2 separate regions of the Homo sapiens genome follow, and region 1 is linked to region 2. The links are chromatin loops, found by intact Hi-C in ENCODE. Cell type or tissue: OCI-LY7. All regions are shown on one strand. Links, peaks and the distances in the headings refer to the core of each region. The heading gives the core; the rest is flanking DNA.

The links. Hi-C counts contacts between places; a loop is a spot of excess contacts. Peaks named below come from ENCODE experiments on the same cell type or tissue, not always from the same donor. Only the 100,000 strongest peaks of a DNase experiment are listed, where the experiment ranks them.
Region 1: it touches region 2 in a loop (2.0-fold over the local background); 2 of 110 quality-filtered maps call a loop at or near these places.

Annotation. Positions count from the first base shown.
Region 1 is chr1:83,756,704-83,766,796 of GRCh38, reverse strand. The region is part of intron 1 of LINC01725 (long intergenic non-protein coding RNA 1725); the gene reads left to right. Among named protein-coding and RNA genes, the nearest start is that of LINC01725, 99 kb to the left of the region's middle. RefSeq lists an enhancer at 5,747-5,896. In OCI-LY7, for the core only: a CTCF peak has its summit at 5,438; DNase peaks (open chromatin) are centred at 3,356 and 5,486; H3K4me3 peaks cover 5,623 bases; H3K27ac peaks cover 5,970 bases.
Region 2 is chr1:83,621,928-83,632,020 of GRCh38, reverse strand. The region is part of intron 2 of LINC01725 (long intergenic non-protein coding RNA 1725); the gene reads left to right. Among named protein-coding and RNA genes, the nearest start is that of LINC01712, 180 kb to the right of the region's middle. In OCI-LY7, for the core only: no CTCF peak of the experiment used is centred there; a DNase peak (open chromatin) is centred at 5,220; H3K4me3 peaks cover 388 bases; H3K27ac peaks cover 877 bases.

The DNA of each region.
Region 1 (10,093 bases), core at 731-8,730, 130 kb before region 2:
TTACATGGAGCACCTTCTGAAGTAAGCCCAAGATTTTCTTTCTTGGTATTAAATGGCCACTGCTTCCTTACCTGGTGAAACGCTGAGAAGATGGCGGCATGCAAAGCTCTAAGGTGCAACAGCTGGGGAGCCAAGCTGAAACCTCTCTTCCCTGTCTCAGCATCTGGAGTCTTCATGGAAGTGAGAAGTTTGCAGGTTTGCAGCTGCAGCCCTTTCATGACAAGTTCGGTAAATTTTACACATGGTTGCTTGCTTAGAAAATATTTTCCAGATTTAACATGTTTACAGCATTGACATTTGAAGCTGAAGCCCCTTCCTTCTTGATTAGAGCAGAGAGTACTCACAGACTGCATTCTAACTTTATGGGGTTGGAGAACTGGGAATGGGTCATTTACAATTTTCAAACAAATCAAAATGCACTTTGATCTCTAGTCCAAGTTTCTTTAAATGCAATGAGTAATAATAATAAATTAGCCCAACTTAGCTATTTTTCCCTTAAATATGGTCATTTTTAATGTAATCATTTTATTGCATTCTAAAATTTAACCAACATATTTAATTCATCTTATTCAAAGTATATATTTTCCGAGAAGGAACATTAACTCAGGAAATTAAGTAGAGGAGAGGCCTGTGTGTGTGTGTGTGTGTGTGTGTGTGTGTTTGTGTGTGCATAGTTTTACATTTTAAGCTGCAACATTCTGTGAGAATATGAATTAATAATAAAAGCAGCATTTATCTTTACACATATTTTCCAATTGAAATTTCTCATTTTATCTATAAATCTCTAGGTGCACTGAATATTGTCAAAGCAATGTATGGAATATTTTGGCAATAAGATAAATTCAAAACAAAGAGACTGCTCTTGGATTTTCCAGTGTTTAAATGAAATCCCTAATTTAAAATTTTAGATTAATTTTGCATTAATACTATCAGTTCTGTTTAACATTGATTTAGATCATATTGAAATAAGGTGAGAAATCATTACCTTGTATTGATACAATCTATTTTGGGGAACCATAAATGTCCAATTGGCTGTCTAAATGCCCTTTGGTTTCTAAGAGGCATGTAAAAGGCATTCATATAATGCGATACATTTTACCATACTCATCTCCACAAATGCAAGCCCTATTGCTTTAAACTGGATTTACTGGAATCCAGATGCACAATCCTGAGAATTTTCTTTAACAGTAGTCACATTGTTGAATACAATATTTCTTCTTCATGATTTAAGATAAACTATGGCACATTCCACATGAAAAAGCCATTTGTAGAATAGACTTTAGATTATGATTTTTAAATACAAAACAACAGCCACCTCTGTCCCTCCAACAAAACAAAACAAAACAAAACAAAACACTGTACCATTGTGGAAAAAAAAATTGCATTTGGTAGGTATCAATATTGTGCGTATAATTTGAAAAAACAGAGGACAGTTTGTTCTTTCTCATACTAAGTTTACTTTGCCTTTTCCCCTGCCCCATAAATAAATGCTAGATGTTTGCTCTAAGTAACGTTTAACTCAGCTCAGGAGTGACTTCTACGAGCAGCCAAATGATTTGTATTGATTTTGATTTCTACATTTGTAGAAAGATATTTTAGCAAATCTTTTGGAAAGAATAAAATACTCCAAAATCAAATTCATTTGTGATTAATTGCAGAGTCAAATATTTTAATTTTAGCCAGGAGAAAGATGAGAACAAATGAAGAAATATGAAGATCCGTAATGAAAAGCAATAAAATAATCTAAGTGAATCATTTTATTAAAATGGTTGTTTCACTATAAATAAGGAACCATAAAAAATACAATTTGTATATTCTGTTACAAAAAGCCTCACTGTAGGCAGCCAACTACTAAAATTTTATATGAAAAAAAAAAATGCTCCCCTAAGGAAATGTGCGTATCTGCTGTTTCTTTTTAACAAAGATTGAGATGCTTATAAAGAATTTAGCAAAGACTTCTAAAAATAAAACCTTTTCTGCCATCCTCAGCCCCTTCACACACACTGTGTATGTGAGGGCTTGTTTTTTGGTTTTTGTTTTTGTTTTTTTTCCCTATTCACATTGAATTGCCTGATTCCAGTTTAAATTGCTAGTCAGTGTTTCACAGCTTTGCACAGCACTTTCTAACCCTTTCCTCTTGGGTATCTCTATTTGAAATGAAGCTTTACTGTCTCTTATACACCCGAAACAAACAAGTGTACCTACTTGATGGTTTAATTGTAACTGGCTAAGCTGAAAACAATGAGCAGCAAGTTCAGGAAAAAATGTGTGGGACACAACCAGCTGAAAAAACTAAAACCCTCTGCAGAGATGCAAATGATATTTTATTATTTGAAACAGCTGCCGTGTAGCCTTAGACACTTTTTTTTTTTTTCCTGCAGATTTTTCCTAAATAACTTCATGCTTGTGTGGTATATCCTTTCATGCTTTCCCTGGTGACCAAAGCTCTCATGCCATTTACCTTGCTCCAGGTAATTTGGGGAAATACCACAGACTTGTGTCATTACAGAGTCTGTATAGTTGTTTGGCTGCTAATTGATTCTCAAAGGAAGCAGACTGATGCTGTCACTCCGATGTGATGTTAAAAATTCTTCCATTTCAGCATGCTTATTTTAGCAAAATTAAAACTGCTAGCTGAATGGATATTTGACTGAAAAAGCTTTTACAAAAAAGGTTATCATAAATATTGTCTTTACGAGTCGAAAAAAGAAACCTGTGTAAGTTTTCAGGACTGAGGTGCTCTTTTTTACTTTTTAAATTTTTTACTGTGGTTTTAGCTGTTACATACTTAATACATATATTATGATAAAAATTAGATCTGGGTACTTTTAACCCATGGTTCAAGAGGATTCATGCCCTGTAATCAGAATCTCAGAGGACAGTGTAATAACTAGTTGTTTTAAAAATGGTTTCATGTTTCCTAAGTCTTTACCGGGTAACCCTGTTTTTAATGTCAGTGTTGTCATAAATGCTGGGACATAATAAACTTCCACATAGACATGTCCTTACATTAAAAACAGAGCCTGGTGTCGATTTTTTAAAGGTACATTATTCCTGTGAATGGGTTTATCAGCAGTACAACGACATTACAAGACAAGCTAAGCCATAAAAAGGATTAAGTGGCACTGTATAATACTGATTAAGTAACAGAGCAATACATGCAGTTGTGAGAGTAACTAGTGCTGCCAAGTCTTCTGAAACAACACGGTCATAAAAGTTTACTTTCCTTGCAGACCCAACTTTTTCCTCTGGGGTCTTCTCTAACAATATTCAAACATCAGCTCTTCTACAGTCACTAAATTCTGCCTGCATTGAAAACCGTCTTCAACAACAAAAGCCAATTTTAGGTCTTCCTGTTGTAATAATGCTTCTGTGATAGGTGGACTAACCTCTGTTTAATTCTGCCTCTGCCACGTATCAGCTGAGTATGATTCTTAACCTTTTCAGTTTCCTTATCTGTAAAATGGGGGTCATGAGACTTAAAACGTTGTTATGCAGGTCAAAACAGATAATGCATAAGGTGCTTAATACAGACATTAATTCTTATTAAGGAAGATAATTGTATGTCATTTTCCCCCCAGTGATAAATATGTTTTGAGAAATAGACCTGCTTTTGTTCCTACAGAGATATCCTTATTATTTTATTCTTATGACAACACCCCAAGAATATTCTAAAATATTCTAAAAAGAATACTCTTGGGGTGTTGTCATAAGAATAAAATAATAAGGATGTGGCAAATAACCCCAGAATATGTATAATGCTGTGCCCTAGAAAAGGGGCCCTGCAAATGGTCATTGATTTAGATTACATGAAATTTAATGTAGGTGCAAAAAAGATTTCAGATACATGCACCTTTAAAATGCTTTTTATAAATGACTTGAATTATTTGCCCAAAGGATATGTTTAATGTAAGAATATTCCAAAACTGAAGTTATCTCACTGAAGATTCCTCACCTGTCAGCTGCTTACAAGAAAAGTTCATCCAGTTCAATTTTTATGTGAGAGATTAGTTTTAGGAGATAATTTCACCGATATCAGTTGAAATGCTTTTCATATGGGCCATGGAGTGTTATAAATTCTAACTTAATAAAAGGCGAAGGAAAAAAATTGCCTGTAGATTTCACACATGGAATCTATTCCACGTTGTTTTTGCTAGTTTTTCCAAGACCCCGAGGGGATCCAACAACAATAGGTTATATTGAGTGCAATTAGAACCATAATGCAGAAGCAAGTAAATTAGGGCAGATGTTGATATTTCAAAACTAGTCTGCTTTTCTTACATTTGGACACAATTCACGAGATGCATTGAGAAGTACTGTGATTACTGACAATGTCTCCTCTTCAATATATCAAGACTGTTTACAGAAAACAGAAAAAAGCATCCATTAGTGCAACTCCAAAATCTTACCCTAAACAATGTTATTCTATTATATGGTAAGTGTTGTAATTATGTAACTGCACCCACAATTGGAACCCTAGATTTTGAATGTTTAAATTTAATTCTGCATGTCACCTCTCTGGGTTATGCAGCAGACAGATGTGAGCCGGAATGGGGGGCAGTGGCACTGGAGTTGGGACCAACAGGGTAGATAGGGTGAGGATCGTTGAGCAATGCTTTGTTATTAGACATCAGTGTGTGCTGTCAATGGCTTAGTGAAGCTGCTCGTGATTTGGGAGGGGCTTCTCTGGCCAAGCAGGACAGAAACCAAAGGAAAGAAGGAATCATAGTGGGAGTGAACAGGAGGTGTGGAGGGGGTCAGGGTGGTCAGCGCTAGTCTGCAGAGAAGGAAGGTGCCTTTTAGGAGGAATCAAGCCGGTGGAATGCAAATTCAACTGGGAATAGAAGCCGGAGCCTTGGAGCAGCTTCAGGGAAAACTACTCTCCAGTTTTCTGTCTAAACAGCATAGCAGTAGAGGGAGCCAACCCCAGAGGACTTCTGCAGCCAAAGAAACTCTGAGTTGGGGGGAGTATATTTTATTTTTATTTATTATCACAACACGGACTATAAATTTTAAAACCTATTTGAGTAATTTCCCTGCAGAAGAAATCTGACTCTGTTCCCACAGCCTCCCTTCTCTCAAAGTGCTAAGTGTGCCACAGAGCATTTGGAATTCTTCCTTCAAAGTTCCAGGTTGTCCAGCCCCTCCTACCACTGCAGGTCTCTCTTGGTCCTGCTGATACTGGAGCTTATTTATGAGGGCTGCTGAGGGGTGGGTGGGCAGGGGGACAGCTGCCAGGGCCTGCCCCCCACCATGGGAGATTTGTGGCAGGTGGAGGGGGAGGCGGATATAATGACCATTTGCAGACAACCTATTTAAGCAACTGTTTGTTATACAATAAAAATTACTCGGTGGCTCTGAGCATGAACTCTCCAAGGGAGGGTGCTGTGGGAGGCAGTTGGAGACTTTGTTTTAATCAAATGAGCAAGCAGGAGCTTAGGGCTTTGTTGCGAGAGGGGATGGCTTTGTGGCGGCCTTTCTTGCTTCCTCCTGGCTTCATTTGCTTGTCAGGCAACAGTGTGGCCCCTGGGGGACTCCCCTAGATGAGGCAGCTGCAAAAGAGAAAGTCTCTAGAATTGGGAAGTGGTAAGTGTAACTCAGAATCTATAGGGAGGGAGCTGGGCAGAACAGTTTTGTGAAGCACCTTCCAAACACACAGGTAAAGGTAACTCCTTTCAGTTATACACATTTTCATAAGAACAGGAGCAAATAATATTCATGCCATGTCCTAACACACCCTAACGTACACTGAGTCTAAGCTGTAGTAACTGACAGAAGCAGCAATTTCCAGAGCCAAGGACCCTGAGAACTGAATCTCATGAGCCTCTAGAGGGGAGAACCAGGGGCCAGTGGTAGCAGAGCTCCCCAGGTGAACCCAGGCACCAGGGAGCCTCCAGATTGCTGCACAGGGGACACAGCAGCTCCAGGAGACAATCTCTGAAATTCCACCAGCATCCTTATGTGTCTGCATACTGCAGGAGAATGTTGGTGTCAACACACTCTGACATCAGAGTGTGATGTCACACACTCTGATCCTCATCCCTGGCTCCAGGACCCCATAGCCTGAAATGATTTTTAATACATGCTATTTGCTTATTTCAAGGAAAAGGGTCAATCGCTGAGCAAGAGGAAGGGAAAGAGAGTCTGGAGCATTTGAGCAATAAAAGTGAGGTCAGATAAAACCCTAGCATTGCAGAGCTTGCATACAAGCTGGATTTCTCTATGGGTTTTTACACCAAACAAAAGACAAACAGTTCGTCTACCCATTTGGCCATGGGAGTTGCAGGGAGCACAGTTCTGGCAGCCGAGCTGGGCTGTGGAGAAGCTAAGTTCTCTATCATGCCTAGGGCTGCCATTTGGGGCTGCCCACCAGCTTGTCAATCTCAGTGCATGTAAAGCTAGTGATTAGAGGACTTAGTCTCCGTAGCTCATCTCTTTGAAGCTGATTCCCCACTCAGAGACTCTCCCTGCTGTAGAGAGACTGGAGTCTTCCGCAGGTTCCTCCTGCAAGCTGTTCACCCTGCTTTGTATTATTTCTTGGCGTTTGTATGTACCCTGCTTGCATCTAATGTATATTTATTCTCAAGGACCGAGAGCCTCAGCAGGCAGCTGAAGTTTAAGTGAGTGAATGGCACAGCCGCACTGGGAAAGATTCATTATCGGTACATTTCTAGGTTATTTGACGTGGGAGAGTTTCAGCAGTTTATCTGGTGAGGAGAAGGCAAAGTGACAATGTGGGAACCTCTTCTGATGTGCAAAAATGTGCAGCCGACACAGGATTGCCATTTATTAAATCATAAATGTAATGCCAGATTTTTTCCAGAGAACAGCAGGGAAAATAAATACTTGAGGCGTGGGCCAGTGTCCTAGAACTAGCCCTGGGTCCTGTCCATCACTCAAGCCACCTCCCAGGGACTCCGTTTCTCTAGATGAGCTTTAGCTCTCTTAGCGGCAACATTATGAAGCAGAGTTACTAATATGACTCTTTTGAATATGAAAAATAGAGAGAAAACCCTTTTTAATCTTTGTTTTTATGGCTGCAAACATGATTACATAGAGGAAAATCAATCCCAATGGAACAAAATGGATAATACAAAGTAATTGATTGGCCTTTATCATTTTCCATTATGATATTAAAATAACACCATAATATCAAGCGGCAGCCACTGATACATAAAGGAAAACCGGAGATGATTATGTCTAAGGGTAATCAGGTCACGGAAGTGTGAAGGTAAGATAAATAAGGTAAATACAAAAATGAAAAAAGGCTTAAAAGAAGCAAAAGGGAGTTGGTGGCAAAGAGGCTACATAATAGAAGGGAGATCTAATGTTTGGAATATCATTAAGCAGTAAGCCACGAGAGACAGTCTATTGCAGCTGTGTGATTGCAGTATGTCTCGGTTGGTGTCCCAAGCCATGGGGGCAAAAGCTGAGTGACTTTAACTTCTCAGGAAGTGCAATAATCCTTTCAGAATACAGTGCCTGCAGGCCTACTGCCATCAGGCTATGAAATTTAGAAAATGAAATAGAGGAAGCATTTAGCTCTTCGTATTTCCCAGGCACTAATGCCACCAACATGGCATCATAAGCAGCCACTTAGAAAACCTTCATTTACAGCCAACTTTTCAAACTGCTGGCGACCAGTGTGGCTTTGCAGACCTGGGATGCCATGGTTTGTGTCCTATTGGCAAGCAGTTGATGCGAACCCGTTGATAAAAATTGCATCAATATAATGCCTGGATACATTAATCTGTGTTCTTCCCTATTATATATTTCCATACAGATTTATTTTCTCTCTTTTAACATACATTCATACTTACATGCATAAATGTTACTATTTATACCACTTTATGTAAAAATAGGACAAAATTTTAATTCCTACCAACATTTTTCTTCTTCGGAAATGCTTCATATTAAAAATATGTATATGTGCTTTGTGTCTGATCAATAAATAAATATATGTAGGAGCCAGTTAATTAAAAATAGATAAGATAATTGTTTTGGTATTATTACATAACATGCTTCTGAATTAGACTTCTTAACACGATGTCACACTTGTGTTAAGCAAACATTGCAAATAACTCTGTTGTGGCCGGAAGTCAGCATTCACACTTAAAACATAGTAGAAAAATGTCATGCCCACCAGAGTGATCCTGCTCTTTAGATTAGCAGTAATCAGGAATATAGCTTAAGGTGGCGGAACAAATCACTGTGTGGGTTGAAAGTATTAGTGGACTGGTTAGCTGTGATACCCTCAAGAGGTGTGGGAAGTAGTTGCTCACTTCGCAGAAGGACTCCAGATGTTATAGAATTTGTTTCTGACTTTCTGAAATCCTGGATTGTACTCATTTATTCATTCGTTTGTTTATTTGTTCCAGGAACACTAAGTTCCTATTACGGATGAGTCCAGAACTGAGGCTACAGAGGTGGTCTCAAGAGGCACTGTATTAGTAAATGTCCTCCAGAGAAACAGAACCAATGGGATATATCTATCTCTGTCTGTCTATCTATCTATCTATCTATCTATCTATCTATCTATCTATCTATCTATCTATATCTGTCATCCATCAAAAGTGATCAATTTGTTCGACTTATGGAATTGGCTCACTTAATCGTAGAGGCCAAGAATTCCCACTATCTGCCATCTGCAAGCTGGAGAACCAGGTAAACCAATGACGTAAGTAAGTCCTGGTCCAAGTCCAGAGGCCCAAGAACCAGGAGCATAGATGCTGAGGGTAGAAGAGGGATGTCTGAGCCAAATGGGAAACGAATTTGTCTTCCCTCTGCCTTTTTGTTCTGTCAGGGCCCTCAGTGGTCTAGATGATGCCTGACCACATTGGTGAGGGCAGATCTTCTTTACTCAGTCCACTAATTGAAATGCTCATCTATCCCAGAAACACCCTCACAGAGATACCCAGAAATGATGTTTTACCAGCCACCTGGGCATTCCTTAGCCCAGTCAAGTTGACACATAAAATTAACCATCATAGGTGCACAGGCTAATGGGGAGGACTGGTGCATATAAACAGATATTTAAAAAGGTCCTAGATGATATGACACAAACGCTAAGAAACACACAGAAAAGAGAAGTCAGGGAACAGCTTCCCAGAGACAAGTATAGATGGAAAAGTCTACTTTTCTGTGCAGATAGAATAGATGAGAAAGGGCATTTTAGACAGCACAATGCTTCCACAAATGGTCCAAGAGACACAAACAGCTACTGTGTTGGGAAACAGAGGGAAGGCCAGAATGGCTCATGTTCCAGGTACAGGGCATGGAGTGGCGGGAGATGACAGGATCGCAGGTGAAGCTCAATGCATAAGGGCCTTGTCTGCCATGGAAGACAGTTGCCCCTATGGGAAATCGGAAGCCTGTAGAGGTGTTTAAGCAAAGATACAGTCTGGCGGGGTTGTTTGGGGGTGACAGCACTTTGGTATACGATAGAAAATAGGTAGGACTGGGGAAAAGAGGGGCCATTACACAATGTATTGATCCACTGTTCTGGTTGAAGCTTAATGCACCAACTGTGGCTAGTGTGGAAAGAACACACCAAAACAGTTGTACTTTGTATAGCAAATGGTCTTGGCAGCAAGTCACAGAACACTGGCTTAAGCAATATTGAAACTTATGTAACAAGAAGTGATGGCTCTGTGTGGGCTACACCAGGGTTCCAGCTCCACTTCGCAGCCAATCTCTTAGCTATGCCTCTTCATGTTTTGGCTGCCTCCTTGGGCTGATAGCGATATGGCTGTAGCAGTTCTGGCAGTCCCATCTAGACATACGATGTCCAGAGGAAGAAGGACCACCTCTTTTTTTAATATCTCTTTCTTAGGAGTGAGGAATCCTTTCCCAGAAATTTTCAGCATGCCTCCCATCATTGGCCATATTAGGTCAAATGACCATTTCTAAACACTTGATATTGTTTTACAACAAACTATAGGGAATTAACTACCGTGTGTGTTCGGCCTTCCTCTAAGTATCTTCTCTTTTGATCTTGCACTTTCTCCTACTGAAAAGATAACTTCTAGCTAGTTCTGTAATAGGCAATGGACTCTTCCACACTATCCAGGGTACAAGTACTGCTACATTGCTC
Region 2 (10,093 bases), core at 916-8,915:
TGCTTGTTCACTGTCATCCCTTATTAGTGAAGGTGTCACAGACCCGATTTCTATCCTGTTGGGCATTTGGTATGTTTCTGGTGAACGCTTGTATTACATTGATTTTGAATCGCCAACAGTATTAAGAGGGTAAACAGCACAGCTTTAGAAGAAATCCTCTGAGCTTTTGGATATTAGGATATTCTTAACTTCTGCTCTACTTTTGTTAGGGTCGAGTCTCTGGTAAATTCTGAAAGATTGTATAGTCTGGTTCATCATTAGATTCAGAATCCATAAACTTGTGTTTCGAGCTAGTTACTGCGGGTACAGTGTGGCACAATAAAGACCTGCATTGGCATGGGATTTCAGGGAAACTGCACATTAAGAGCCAATCCCTTCAGTTCACCTGGAAGAAAAGTCGTTGCGCAAGAAGTGGGAGGGTAGCAATGCCCAGGAACATTAACTTGCTCAGCATCGTGCTGAGCTAGTGTCTGCCAGGGGGCTACATAATTAAGGCACGTGAACTCTCCTGACTGTGGGAGGGGAGGAAAGGTAATAGGGACTGGAACAGATCTGGAAGAAGCCTAGCTCTGTGTGTGTGTGTGTGTGTGTGTGTGTGTGTGTGTGTGTGTGTGTGTGTATTTAAAAAGCACAGGTGAGGGAAATGCCTCTCAGAAGTAAGGAATGAGAATTGAGGTGGTTAATCACATTTCTTTCTACCTTCCATCTCTCTGGGAAAAGCCAGGGATAGGACAATGGGGGTGGAAATGTGCACTGTGAACTGACAGTGGAGAAGGGGCCAGAGGAAGGATCTGAGTGTGTCTTGCCTATCATTACTTTCTCTCCTATCCCAACATTCTCTAACACAATGCCTGGCACACAACAGAGCAAATACTTCTTATTTGTTGAAATAATTAATAAATGAGTGAATAAATGAATGCAGTGTAGGCTGGGTACCTTGACTCAAAGCCCAGTCCCTTTTTCAAAGCCTACCTGATGAATTGGTTTTTATTTTTAAATGAACTGCATAAAGAGAGGCTATTGAAATGGACTCCATTCAAAGTTACATTGTGCTTGACAGGATGGCCTTGAATGTACTCACCTCATATTTTAGAACATTTAAAGAGGAATGTGGCCATGAGGCAAAAGAAAAAATATGAACCTGTTCCTGGACTTAATATAACAGGAAAACATTTATACAAAGCCTTTCACTGTAAGGTTTGTTATACCAGTAGGTTTACTGTGGCAAAATTTTGCTATTTATGCACACAATTCACTCTCACTGGCTTCAGTCTTACCCTCAGTTCTCTCTGGTCCGCATAATCCTTAGTTGTACTCAATTATCTGGATATCTTCCCTTAATCATTCATATCCATTCGCCCAGCCATTCATCTTTCTACCTATCTGTATTAGTCAATTTTCATACTGCTATGAAGAAATATCTGTGACTGGATAATTTATAAAGAATAAAAGGTTTAATGGACTCATAGTTCCACATGGCTGGGGAGGCCTCGGTATCATGGCAGAAGGTGTAGGAGGAGTAAAGACATGTCTTACATGGCGGCAGGCAAGAAAGCACGTGCAGGGGAACTCCCCTGTATAAAACCATCAGATCACATGACACTTATTCACTGTCATGAGAACAGTACAGGAAAACCTCCCTACCATGATTCAGTTACTTCCCACTGGGTCCCTCCCAAGACACATGGGGATTATGGGAGCTACAGTTCAAGATGAGATTTGGGTAGGGACACAGGCAAACCATATCACTATCCATCCATACACCTCCATCTATTTCCTCACCTAGCTATTCATTTTTCCATCCACACATCCAACTATCCATCTATCCATCCATACAATTTGTATTTTTAAGCCCATGCTATGTGCCAGGTTGTTTGTACTGGGGAGAGATATAAAGAAGACATGGTATTTTTGTCCTGGAAGCTTGTAGCCGTTCAGTTATTAGCCCCATTTTGGGCTGACACAGCACCTCGTGTAAACCCCTGTTGCACTGTAATGTTTGTGTATGTGTTCATTTCCACAATGACAAAATTAGCTCATCAAGGCCATGATTTGTTCTAATGTTCTAATTATGTAGATGAGAACCCTGTGGTGCAGGTAAGGTATGTGCCTTGCCCAACTCCCCCCAACTCTTGTTGGATAAGCAAAAACTTAAGACTTAGGTGTTTTCTCTCACAATCCACGGTTCTTTGTTTTACATCATGTGAATTCTCCCCTTAATTGTCATCTCAGATGGTGTATATCTGGGACTAACACTGAAGCAGAGTATAGACTCAGTGGGTAGTCTGAAGTCCAGGCTCTTCCTATTTTAGTCAAGAAGACCTTCTAAGCCTTGGGGACTCACAGTGACTGGAGAGTCCTCAGGAAGCCAAAAAGAGATCAGTGCTACTTCGTCTTTTTTTTTCTTTTTTTTTTTTTTTGAGACAGAGTCTCACTCTGTTGCCCAGGCTGGAGTGCAGTGGCGTGATCTCAGCTCACTGCAAGCTCCGCCTTCTGGGTTCACGCCATTCTTCTGCCTTAGCCTCCCGAGTAGCTGGGACTACAGGCCCCCGCCACCACGCCCTGCTAATTTTTGTTTTTGTATTTTTAGTAGAGATGGGGTTTCACCGTGTTAGCCAGGATGGTCTTGATCTCCTGACCTCGTGATCTGCCCGCCTCGGCCTCCCAAAGTGCTGGGATTACAGGCATGAGCCACTGCGCCCGGCTGCTACTTTGTCTTTAATTTCTCAAAGAATATTTATGATGTACCGTTAGAGGCCTTCAAGCCTCCAGAAAACACTGCATTTACAGATGACACCCACTTCAGTAAGAGCCTAATGGGGACTCATTAGCAGATAATTAGTTATTCAAGTTGTTAAGCATTAATTCCTCTCATGACTCTCATCTGCCTTGTACAAGAAAAAGGGGAAAGAATAGCAACTAGAGTTTGAGGAAGTTACCCAGTCCTTGCTAGTAGTCCTTCTTTTTCTCTACGGTCCTAAATATTGCTTTGGTATCTCTTAATTACTCTAGGGGATCATGGAGGAGGAGAGCTTTTAAAGAGAGGGGCCAATGTTTCCCCTATTTTTTTTTAACTAACAAGCAGATGATCTTTGACATACAAATAACATGGCTCCACCATGCTCCTACCACAGAGGATAGGCCACAGATGTCTCGGATTCTAAAGCTTTCAAGGTAGTGGACATTGGACATATGAGGCTGTAGGTACCTATAGATGTAATGACCACACTCTGGGAGGAGAGTGGGGCTTTAGTAAAGGAAATGTGGCACAAATAAAGGAGACAGTAACACACCGATTCTAGATTTCCAGCAACTGGGAGTCTTTGGGCAGAAGGAAAGGAGAGCATGTAGGAAAGCAGAAAAACAAGTAGACCAGAGGCCCTGTGTTCTGGAATAAAGAGGTGCAGCACTGCGTCTGGAGGTACCAGTGAGCAAGAGCACAGCCCCTGTGAACCATGGTCCCAGACTGGAGCTGACACAAGTTCTCCAAGGTATGAGTGCTTCGTCCACATGACACAAACTTGGGGCAAGTCTTCAGAATCATGAGTTCCCTGATATCCACACTGACTAGGTTAACATACTAAAGAGAAAGTCAGGAAAGGGGTGGGTAGAGAAAAGCTACAGCTTGACTTGCAGGGCCTGCACATGCCCAGACCTATCCCTGAGTCTCTAGTAGCAAGATGGTCTGCAGGGTGAAGATGCACTGCTCAGAAATGGCCCACACACTAGGTAGTAAGGACAATGCAAGCTGGGCCACCATCTTCTTTGGTCACATTAAAGAAGCCAATAGTTTTGGAACAGGAAAACATTGACACCTAAAGAAGGTAGAGCCAAAAAATGCAGAAAAGGGGACAGCCCTGGTGATCAGTGGAGCCTATGGACTTGGACTCATCTAAAGCCAGCTGCAACCCTGGACCTCCTCACAAATGAGCCAACTCATTCTCTTGTTCTGCTAAGGGACTTCAGTTGACTTTCTAGCATTTGCAACAGAAAGTGTCCTGAACTAGCTAGTTTGGGCTCTATAGGTTAGGGCTCGCCTTAGGCTAAATTTCAAGTAATAATTACTGTCATCCTCTGAGTACCTTTCACCTGTGAGTACATGTCACGCAACTCCTCAAGGTAGAGACAGTTCTCATTTTACAAATGGAAACACTGATACCCAGAAAAGTGGAATCTCTTGCCTAAGGCTACAAACCTGGTAAATTTAAAAACCTGATTTGCCTAACTCTGACGTTCAGACGTTTTCCTCTCTACCATGGTGTCCCCAGCTGGTAAGATTTATTCCCAAGTACTCCCTTAAGCCCCAACCCACAGCTCCCTTAAGGGTCTTTTATTGTCCTCTGCACACCTAGGCTTCTTTTCCACCTTCCTGCCTGCAGCTCTGAGAGCTTTATTCCTTCCCCTTTCTCTATACCCATCAACATATATGGGTCTCTTAATAGGTCCCCAGGATCTTGCTCACCGCCAAGGATGGCTAACTAATTCTCTGTGTAGAGCATACTGATGAGCAAACACACACATAATATCTGTATTTACTGAGCTACTGATCAGTAAATAAATGTTCATGATGTAACTTAGGATGTTATGTATTTTTGCTTTGCAGACATTAGTCTAACCCAAAGGAATGATGCTAATGTGGGGAGCTTGACCAGGTTAAGAGGGTTTGGTTTTGAGGGGACCCCCATTTCTCATTGTCTCCCTTCTCAGACTCTTCTTAGATAGCTGTGCCATGCCCTGCAGGCCTGTCTGCCAGCCTGCCAGGTGGATCTTCCCTGTTAGTGCCAGCCTGCTACTTTATGTGGCATTGCGTGACTGATTTGATGACCTGTGACCTGACTGTCCATCTGGTCACTCAAGAATTTGCTTAGCTGTTTAACTTTTTTTTTTTTTTTTTGCTGTGACTGAATTTCCACTGGCTCTCTCAGCATCTGACTTGCTAACCACTCTGCTCTGTCTGTTAAATGGATGAAAAGAGAGAATGACCTCCTGCTGCCAGTTCTGCCCTGTGCCCTCCTTGTCTTCAGTCAGAATGCCCCAGTGCCTCAGAAGCTTCTTTCTCCTGAACTCCTGTTACTGCCATGGCTGCTACCCCAGGTTGCCATGTGTGTGGTGCTCTGTGAAAAGAGAGACGTTTCATTTTGTACTTGACAGGTGCTGAACTCAACTGGACAGTGAGACCCAGGAAATATGACACCATCTGCTTCCTGCCATGTTCTGGCCCTGGTGCTTGATGCCAGGACATCAGCTGTTACCTGAGTGTGCTGGGTCTTGTGAAGTGAGCCATTCAGGAAACACTTTGCATACACTTTCCTCAATAGCACTGTTCATACTGGTCAGGCAGCAAGGCTGTATATATTTTTTTTCTTGACTCCCAAAGTTAAAAAAAAAAAACTTCTTGCTTCCTAATTCTGTTTTCTAAAGAAAAAACATACATACATAAGCTTATTCATGGACTTCCTTTCCATCCTTTCCTTCTGTGGTCTTTTTTTCTGCTATAAAGTGACCCTTTTTAAATGCCGTTGATTGGTCGCTGACTACCCTGCACTGTATTAAGTGCTCTGTGCCTTGGTTTCCTCTGCGTTCCAAGTGGGTGCAATGTCCTTAACTTGTGGTTAAGTGAGGATTAGATAGCCCAAGGGGAGGATTAAGCAAACAATAGCATCCTAGAAAATAGGAAAGGCAAGTTGGGCCTCCTGTGTGCTGGGAGTGCCTAATCTAGCTGAGAACATTTAGGGCTAGAGGAGGGAACAGGAGCTCCATTTCTCTCCTCCTATAGTTCCTGCAAATCTCAAGTTTCTTTGAACCTATGACCTGCCCCTGTCTAGTTCTAGAAGCTGCCAGGCAGGTGGCATGGAAGTTTAATTGGAGGCTAATTCCTTCCAACTTGCTGGTTGTAATCCTTCTGTGGATAGACAAATCAAGCCACCTGTGTGGGATATTAAAAATGAAACAACACATACACACCAACAACCCTGCAGATTTGTTACTGAATTTTTAGACTCAAAGTGTGCCATCTGGACCAGACACAGTACTTCTGGAGTCTTTGTTGCCTCTTTCCTCTTTTGTATGATGTTGAGATGGTTTTGGTCAGCTACTCCTGTTTTGATGCCTAAATAGTGACGTAAAACAAAATCTGAATCTTAATTGAAAACATGAGCTTTTTTTCATTTAAATTTGTTGGCTCTTTGAAGATTTATGGCATTGCGAAGTTGTGCTGGTGGAGTCTCTGAGAAAATTCTTTTTGGTCACCAGATTGTTTCCTAAATTAGATGAAGCCTTTGTAAGTCCTCAGTCATAACAAAGATGAAACAAGCTGTTAAAATACGGGAATATGGCTTTGGAGCAAATGCTATGATTGAATTGTAAGAGTGATATTGGTTTTAGGGAAAGACTGAGAAAACTGGTGGGCTGCTCAGGCACCCACACTCCAGCACAGGACAGTCTGACCATTACCTGTAAGAACCATGACCAAACCCAGCCAGCCCTGCAATAGACTGACCTCAGTGGCTTTCACTTTGGGTGAGCTGATGAAGTATACATGTATGCACCAGTGCATGCACACACACTGCCATCCATGCCATTGTTGTTACACCTGCTAGAACCTATGGGCAGAATCACTGTCCTTCCTCTGACCAAATTAGGTCAACCCAGAGCTCCTTTCCACCCATCTTCCTCTGCCAGGCTAAGTTCTACCTTATGTGGAGTAGTGAGAAGCATAACCTGGGCCTAGAGGTAGCCTAGAGGTGAGGCTAGAGGTAGAAAAGGCATCATTGAAAACTTGTTTTTGTTTTACATTCAGTGGGTTGTACAGTTATGTGGGTTGAACCATCATGTAGACTAGAATTGGTTTAATTACTAATTTCTGGTGAGTCCATATTATATCATTTAAGATTCCAGCCCTATAGAGGAAAAAGAACCTTTCTTCATCACACCTGTGAACTAGGAAATTGGCAAGAATAAAACAAAAATCAGAAGGCTGTCCTCTAGAAAACTGCCGAAATAGGAAGGGAAGGACCAGGTGCATAGAGACAGGGTGCTTGGCCAACATCCTGGCCCTTTCACTTTTAAAGGAATACCTATATGTAAAACATCGTGTTTTTTCATTCTTCTCATTCTCCCTCTTTCTCAATTGGTATAAGGCTATGTGGATGGCCTGTTGTGCTCTTTAAAGAATCAGTAAGATTTTGTACTCCACTAAGTAAATCTTGGCTTGGACTCGGCTCTGGCCAGTGCTGAACAATCTGAAGCAAAGGCCGTATAGGCTGGACCCTGTGTGGTCATGGCCACTTTGTTGGCCATGAATAATAACAACCCTGGGCATCTTAGAAGATGCTGTGCTCTCTTCAAAGAGTCTACCACCCACAGAGAGTAAAGGATTAGAAGTCCTATAATGGAAATCCATTAAATGTTGCAGTGTTAGTAATAATTAAGTAGTGTTTTATGACAGCACCAGCAGGCTAGTCAAGTGAATAATTCTTTTCAGGGTTTTCTCTCTCTCTCCATAGGTAAAGGATTTAGATGGATTTATGACATTGGCTGAAACAAATCAGTGGATGAGTGATTACAGGATTTGAGTGTGGTTAAACCAAGATTAACGCCACTAATTCCTGAGAATAAAGGAGATGACTGTCACCCGAGTACCTAAACTTGCAGTTCAAGATGTGCAGACTCCTAGCCAGCAGTTGAAAACCTCTGGGCACGCGCACACACACACACACACACACACACACACAGACACACCATCCCAGCCCTAACCCAGCATTCCCATGTCACACTGTGAAGGGTGGTAAGCAAACAACAATAATGATAGAGGGCTTGAGATACGGTAAACAAAATATTCAGTGCGAGTAAACTGCTGCTTACTAACATTCTCAGGCCACCAGGGTACCATTTAGGCCAAGGCCTTAACGAGGTCATTTGCCTTTACCTATACCAGAACCATTACCGTAATTGCTACTCAGCCTTCATGAAAGTGTTTATGGGTAAACAGTTTTCACCAAGGGAGTGATTAACTACCCCCTGGATTACTGTAGGATCAGGAATCATAAAAATCATAGCAATTGTAGTCATAATAACCTATGTTGTGTAAGTATTTGCTCTGAATGTCTTAAATTTCACCATCGTCACCACCACCCAGAGCAGCTTTAGGGTGAAGCACAGCACACGATGCGCAACACTGGTTATTAAGAAACATGGACGGATGAGAGGGCCCTCCTCACTCATCAAGTCTGGAAAGCAGAAAAGAGTGAAAATAACCCACCTATGATCTATAGCGTTTTATACTTTTGCTGAGGAAATAGTAGTGGACATGTGAATTGTTCTCATCCTAATAAACGGAGAAAATGTGCTAAGTAAATATATTGTATATGCATGCCCAAGGTCGAGGTAGAGCAAGTTTTGGTAACAGTGCCACTTTCACCATCTGCATTGGTTCATTCTATGGCTACATGATCTCAAATATAAAAGTATATATTTCAATCCATGCCCGAGAAACTTAACCAAGTTAGAGTTTTGGGCTGCAGAGACCTAGTCATTCCATTTCATGGACTGCTTCTCCACTCCCTAGCGATGTGCCCATCTAACAATGGGTTTGTTGAGCAGTTAAGGTAATGGTTCTGGTATAGGTAAAGGCAAATGAACTTGTTAAGGCCTCAGCCTAAATGGTAATCTGGTGGCATGAGATGGTTAGTAAGCAGCAGTTTACTCACATTGAGTATTTTATTTACCATCTCAGGCTCTGTATCATTATTGTTGTTTGCTTACCCCCTTCACAGTGTGACATGGGAATGCTGGGTTAGGGTTGGGATGGTGTGTGTGTGTGTGTATGTGTATACCCAGACTGAATTCTTGGTTTAGTCTGCCTGGAAATGCCTCCTGCATCAGTCCTTTGGTGTGCTGAGCTGACATTCTCCAACCATGTTGCCTAATAAAGCCCCTCCAGCTTCTGACTATTGCAATGTGCATCATGTTTCTCCTTAGTTGTTTGCATTGTCTACAAAATAAAATTCAGCCTGAAAGATCCACATTTCAGGCACTCTGACCTCTTAGCCCCACCGACCTTTCCAGCTTTTTTGCACAACTTTCCTACACATGTAGTACTGTGGATCAGTCATATCCCACAGTTTATGCCTGTCCTGCAAGCAGAAAGCAGGATGACTTAGTTATAGTATTTGTCAACTTGAGCAACAAACAGATCATCTATAAAGGAAACAGATTATCATAAATATCCACACTGAATTTGAGTTAAATAAAGACAAAGAAAAAACTAAGTATGAACTTCTTCATGGATCTGATAGACTGAATATGACTTCTTTTTCTTGATCAGTAGAGAATAAAATGATTCTTTCTAAAAAAAGTCTTTGAAATATTTGAGAAAATCAATCATATATTAAGTCTTTTCCTTATTAGGGTAGTAGTTCTTGTTTCTTCAGCTGTTACAAGAAATGGTTTAAAATTCTGTCTTCCAATCAGATCACTTCTCAGGTGAGATCCAGTTGGTTAATGTCTCTCTTAAAGTTTAAACAATACAGCACACAGACTCATCATTCTCTTGATCTGGATTCCACACTCTGAGTTGCCACTTCAAATTACTAAAAAAAAAAAAAATTTGTAGCCACATCTTATACTACTGATTCATGTTGAGCTTACTGTCAACTAAAAAGCCTATGTATTTTAAAATCCATGCATGATTATTATTAAACCATCCCTCCCATCCCTCCTTCATTCTATATTTATGCAGCTGGTCTATTGAGCATAAGAGAAGGACTTCAATTTTTTGTTTTATTTTATTTTATTTTTTTACATGGAGTATCACTTTGTTGCCCAGGCTGGAGTGCAGTGGCACAATCTCGGCTCACTGCGACCTCTGCCTCCTGGGTTCAAATGATTCTCCTGCCTCAGCCTCCTGGTAGCTGGGACTACAGGCACCCGCCACCATGTCCAGCTAATTTTTGTATTTTTAGTAGAGGCGGGGTTTCACCATGTTGGCCAGGCTAGTCTCGAACTCCTGACCTCAAATGATCCACCCACCTTGGCCTCCCAAAGTGCTGGGATTAGAGGTGTGAGCCACTGTGCCCAGCCTAGACTTCACATT